Regions from separate parts of the Homo sapiens genome. Here region 2 is linked to region 1. The links are chromatin loops, found by intact Hi-C in ENCODE. Cell type or tissue: heart left ventricle. All regions are shown on one strand. Each heading gives the region's core, and the rest is flanking DNA. Links, peaks and the distances in the headings are about the cores only.

Evidence for each region. Peaks named below come from ENCODE experiments on the same cell type or tissue, not always from the same donor. Only the 100,000 strongest peaks of a DNase experiment are listed, where the experiment ranks them.
Region 2: a loop joins it to region 1, with 2.1 times the contacts of the local background. A loop is called at or near these places in 8 of 110 quality-filtered maps.

Annotation. Positions count from the first base shown.
Region 1 is chr18:77,086,368-77,089,281 of GRCh38, forward strand. All of the region lies in intron 2 of MBP (myelin basic protein), which reads right to left. LOC124904328 (a long non-coding RNA gene) reads right to left here. Exons shown (of 2, transcript XR_007066420.1): 1 at 2,910-2,914; 2 at 979-2,753. Among named protein-coding and RNA genes, the nearest start is that of MBP, 45 kb to the right of the region's middle. In heart left ventricle, for the core only: no CTCF peak of the experiment used is centred there; DNase peaks (open chromatin) are centred at 854 and 1,214; H3K4me3 peaks cover 2,100 bases; H3K27ac peaks cover 2,268 bases.
Region 2 is chr18:77,205,860-77,208,773 of GRCh38, forward strand. No RefSeq gene overlaps it. Among named protein-coding and RNA genes, the nearest start is that of GALR1, 43 kb to the right of the region's middle. In heart left ventricle, for the core only: a CTCF peak has its summit at 1,786; DNase peaks (open chromatin) are centred at 1,052 and 1,952; H3K27ac peaks cover 1,733 bases.

The sequences.
Region 1 (2,914 bases), core at 94-2,593:
ATTCCTCATTTTCAAGAGTCTAAACAGGATATTCTCTGCAAATCCACATTCTGGAGAAATGTTGTTTTTCAGGCCACAGATGTTCTCTAGCCTTGTAGTGGGTAATCAAATCAAGTTAGAATATGGTTACACGAAGATGCAAGTCATAAAAATACTGAAAAACCTCTCTATGGAGCATTCAACTCATTCTCACAGGTCACACAACTAATCTATCCAGGAATAATGCAGATTAAATGGGTTTCTCTGAGTTATTCATGAAACAATACTTCTATTTTAAGCGCTAAGGGAATTATGACTTCAAAGAAAAATCAATCTCCTAGTCTTTATAGTTTAATGCACATTATTACAAGCTCAAGAACAAACCATAAAAAACCGATTTTCTTTTACATGTTGAGGAGTTGGCAAAAAAGGCATGAGCTATTATAATGTTCCTAAACAGAACATCTAAATATTTTGTATTCCAACAATGACAGGAAAAGAGTGTCTTAAGAACAGCTCGTCAAAAGGAAGCAGTATACGCTCCTCTAATGTTCTCCAGACACCACGTCATAGTTCACTTCGAAACGCATTGCAATAAACCACTTTTTAAAAAGACTAAAATTGCCACGGAAGAATAGGCGATCCACCAAATGTTACATTCAATCTGTTTTATTTGAAAAGTATAAAAATAAATGGTTCATCAATCACTACAGCCCCTTTATTAATTCCATAGAAAAAAAAAACAACAACAACGAAGACACATGCTTTTGGATGCGAAGCACTGGCAGAGCCCTTGCCACCGCAAACGGAAAGAGGGAGGGACTCCTGACCCATCCAGGAGGCGAAATAGCCCCGCGGCAGCGCCCCACCCCTCTGCCCTGCCCCTTAGGGAAAACCCCCGCGGAGCCTGGCGGGGAGGAACACGCGACCTTCGCACTCACCTGGCGCGGCCAGGTCTCCCTGGCCCCAGAAAAAGGCCAACATTGATGATGACCTTACCTTTAAAAGAAAATAAGACGTTTGTATTCCCCACTCCCATTTTTTTCTTTTTTTTCTGCTTTGGCCACCCGCGGCAGGTGGTGCAGCAGCCCCGCTCTGAGCAGGGATCCGCGGAGCTCGCCAGCCCTAGACCGGATCCCAGGGAGGAGGCGCGGCCGGAGCCAAAGCGCAGAGGCCTCCCTCCCTCGCGCGCCGGGTCGCACTTCATTCCTGCACAGGCAGAATCATCTGGCTTCTGCAAAGCAGTCGCGCAGCGCTGTAGGGTGAGGCCGGCGTGGGAATCTAGGGAAGGCTGGAGGCAAACACCGCAGGAGGAGGGGAGGGGAGGGGAGGCGAGCCGGGAGGCCTGGGGAGGGGAGCCTGGGCGCGCCCCGGGCAGCTCCTCTTGGGCCGGGTTCCTCCTTCCAGGCAGGCGCTGGGATGGGGCCTTCTCCTCCCAGGGTCGCCCTGGGGACAGGTCCCGGGGCAGCTGGGAGCACCCCACGCACGTGGGCTGGGATCCCCGCTTCCCACTTGCGCGCTCCTGCTGCCTGGGAGGCCACCGCTGACACCCCGCGGGGCAGGGGATGGGGCAGGGGTCTCCGGGGACTTCCACAGCCTATGTCCACGCGGCGCCTGGAGGGGAGCGGGAGGAGCAGGCAGGTTCCCACCCTCCGAGCCCAGGCAAGGAACGGCCTTGGCGAGGGAGCCCGGGCCCTCCAGGCCACACCTACGGGGCTCCTAAGGCCGGGTTCTCGCCCACAGCAGAGACCCTGGCCACGCATGGCCACCTGGCCTCCGGGATGCGTCTTCGAGTGCTGGGGCCTCAATAAACAAATACTGTAGCCTGGGTGCTATAAACCACAGAAAACCCTTCCTACCGGTTCTGCAGGCTGGGAAGAGGTGGCTTTGGTGAGGGCCCCGGGCATCCCTCAGGGACAGTGCCTTCCAGCTGCGTCCACGTCCAGCAGAAGGGGCGAGGGAACCCCCAGCCCCTTTAATGAGGGCAGGACCCATCCATGAAGGAGGGGCCTGTGGACTTAACTGCACCCCAAAGACCCACCTCTTAACATTGTCACGTTGGGTGCTAGGTACCAACGTATGACTGTTGGGGCCACCAACCTTCAGGGCACACCAGATGCTCAGTTTTTAATGTTGTCACAGGCCCATAACCTTCTTACATACAAAAAAATTGGGAAACATTATTCTGGTATGATGCATGCGTATGATAATAATCACATGCAGATTAAAATGTTCTAGAGATATTGTAAATCATTAGCATTGGGTAAAGTTGCCATTATTAAACAGTTTTTTTGTGCTTCTTTATTTCTCTAAAACAAACTGGTTTTTATAATAATACAAAAGATCAGTAGGATAAAAAAATTTTTTTTGAATAAAACTTTACAAATCCACCTTTTATATTCAAATCATTAATGATCCCTGCAGTGGGTTGTGTCCCTTTTCCCCCAAAAATAATATGCCCAAGTCCTAGCCCCTAGCGCCTTGAAGATGTCCTTATTTGGAAACAGAGTCTTTGCAGATTTAATGAAGTTAAGGATCTCCAGATGAGATCAGTCTGCATGGGCTACAAGGCCTAAAATCAAGGCCTGAGTCTATGTGTGGACACTCCCCTGCTCCGATGGACAAGGCCCAGGCCACCCACCCTCCTTGTCACAGGGCCTGGCGCAGTGGTGCTCACCTTGCATCACAGGCCTTGGTTCCCTGACAGCTGGCGGAATTATTCACGTAGCCTGTCACATCCTCCCACGGGACACAGGGCACCTGCCTTCTTCATACTACAAAGGACACAGAGGGCACTGCCTTCTCCGAACTACACGGCCTGCCTTCCACAGCCCCTGGGTGTTCATTCCATTCCTAGGTGTGACCCCTGTGTGGCCCTGGCTGGCAGGCCCTGTCTCCCTCCCTCGGGCTGTGAGTGACTCACACCTCACCTGGC
Region 2 (2,914 bases), core at 308-2,807, 120 kb after region 1:
TCAGGCACGTCTGTGTTGTCCACCAGACACGGTTGGCTATTGAAATTGAGTGAAAGCGAAACAAAGTTAAAAAAACTCAGTTCCTCACTCACACTGGCCACATTTCAAGAATTCAATACCCACGTGGGACTAGTAGATACTGTGTTGGATAGTGCAAAGTTATATAACATTTCTATCAGGTGATATTGGTCTAGATTCTGAAGAGTCCACAGTGAATAAGACAAAACCCTGTGTCTGCAGAGTGACCTCTCTGGGTGACCGTCTATTCGTGTCAAGCCTCATAAGGTCTGCCCAGAGCCATGTGCACCAAGTATTAGTGGAAGAAATTAATTACTAAGAGGTTTCCTGAAAGGGCAATACTAGGGTTATCAAGGACACCCATGTAGAGAATTCATCCTATACATCACGTACATGTAAATGATGTGTGTGAGTATTTAACAAGACTGTCTCACAATATTTACATGCCTGTCTCCCTTCCGTGTTAAGTAGAACAACAAACAGGGAGAATCGGAGGTGGTTCAGCAGCCTCCCCACGCTTCCTGATGTTCAGAAGTCTTTCCTTTTTTCTATAAGTGAAGGTTCATCTCAAGCTTCGATAAATACTATAAAGAATTCTTTGATGAAAGGCAAAGGTGAGAATGGAAAATATATGTAGGAAAAGTAAGCAGTAGTCTTTGCTTACTGTTTGATGGTACTTTTTCTTTTCATCATTGCAAATTTGTTTCATGTTTTTAGTGTTTTAAAAGAGAATTGCAGCCACTACTCATATTTTTTCTATGTGTTTCTTTTTGCTTCACTGATATGAAGAAGTAGAGAAAGCAATGATAGTGTAATTAAATCTATTAACATATATAACCTAAAAATGTGGAGATGAGATAGAAAACTTCTTACGAAGTTAATAATTCAGTTGAGTTCTGTGTAGACAAACAGTCGGCTTGTCTATTCCTTTTAGCCCTGTAGCTTAGGGGAGGATACAGTTCTGTTGCTGATTCATCCCGTTCAGCCTGCACAAGCTGTCCCAGAACCACCAGAGAACTTGGACGCCTTTGCCTCCCCCACAGCCAAGGGCCCTGCTGGGAGAAGTGGAGTCGAGTTGGTGTAGAATGTTTCCCCTGGGTGCTCAGGGCATCTATTGAATGGGTTGTGGGCTAGAGGGAGGAAAATTCACTCTGGTAAGCTCAGGCCCAGAGGTGTGCAGAGATTTTCCTGTCCATCTCTGGGTTCAGAGGGACAGGAAAGAGCCACAGGGGCTTTGCCCGGGACACTTTTGGATGCTCCTGGCTGGAAGGACCAGGCAGGCAGGGGGAGGGGTGTGAGCAGATGGATGGGAGTGGCCATGGCATGGCCTTCTCTGTGATTTATCCCTCCCTCTCTAACGTTTTTATAAAAAAGAAAAATCAGTTTGGCAAAACTAGATGAGCTGAATGCTCCTAACTATTGCTGTTTGTTGAAATGACCTGCGGTGATAGCTGGTCCGCGTGGGATGAAACCTGCATGGACTGACAGGCTTAGTGATGTATGCCACCAGAAAATGTCCCCAGTTCTTTTGGAAATATTAATGCTGAAAAGTGAGAAATAAAACAATACCATTTGTGAAATAGTAAAAACGAGAAACCCTAGGCTTATTTTCAGTCCTGCCCTGGAAACCCTGTAATAATTAAGATTTTTCTAGAAAACTCTTGAGAGGTGAAAAGCCCTGGGTGGAAGGACACGCCCTGCTGTATGCTACATGACCTCGGAAGATACTCGTGATTCTCTTGATCCTTCTCTGTAAAATGGGGCACACCACACATCTCCACCAGGGGCACTACACAGGGCTCAGGATGAAGCCCTCACACGGCAGGAATTTCAGAAATCTCAGCTGGCAGCAAATTTAGAAGCCCTGAATTATTGATAGCATATTTTCTCTCCTGCCTGAATCCAAAGGCTTTGTGAGGTCAGGACCACGCTGGCTGAGTGCCCAGGGTGCTCCAGGGTCGGGGCACGTGCTCAGACACATGCAGAGAACGACTGAAAGTTGAAAGGGGTTCAGTTAACTCCAAGTCCACGCATTCAGCAGATTATGTCCCACGAGAAACACACCAGAGAGATGCCGACCAAAGACAGCCCTTGCTTCTGCAGTCACTAGTGTTTATTATTATTATTATTTTTAGAAAGAGACGGGGTTTCAGTATGTTGCCCAGGCTGGTCTTGAACTCCTGGGCTCAAGTGATCCTCCCATTTTGGCCTCCCAAAGTGCTGGGATTCCAGGCGTGAGCCACTGTGCCCGGAGGCTGGTTGTTTTTAATGTCCTTACTGAAGTATAAAAACACTGTTTAGTGTTTCTTTATTTTGTTTTTCCTGGCTTTCCTGTACTTGAACTTTTTTTTTTTTTAAGAATTCCATTTTGATTTATCTAGTGTTTTGGGGTTTATCCTTTTTTATAGTTTTTAAAAATGGTAGCTGTAGGTACTTCATTATTTATACACATCCTACATGGTCTAGTGGTGCTAGATTTTGTTAGTTCTAATACAATATGGTCACCTAAACTCTCGTTTCATACTTTCCCTCCCCCATATTATATTATAGTTTACAATATTATGTTATAGTTTATAATATGACTATCATCTTTAATACTTTCTTTACATACATTGAGAACATCAGACAGCATTATCATTTTTGCTTCCAACCATGGAACATAATTTAGAAAACTCAAGAGGAGAAGGAGTCTATTTATTTACCCATATTTTTTACTTTTGCTGTTGTTCTCACTTTCTTCCCAATATTCCAATATTGCTTCTTTTATAATTTCCCTTCTGTTTAGGAAACTTCCTCGAGCCATGCTTTGAGTAACCCTGCTGATGGCAGATTCTCTTAGTGCTCCTTCACTGGAGAATATCTCTATTTATACCCGTCCATGAGGGACATTTTCCCT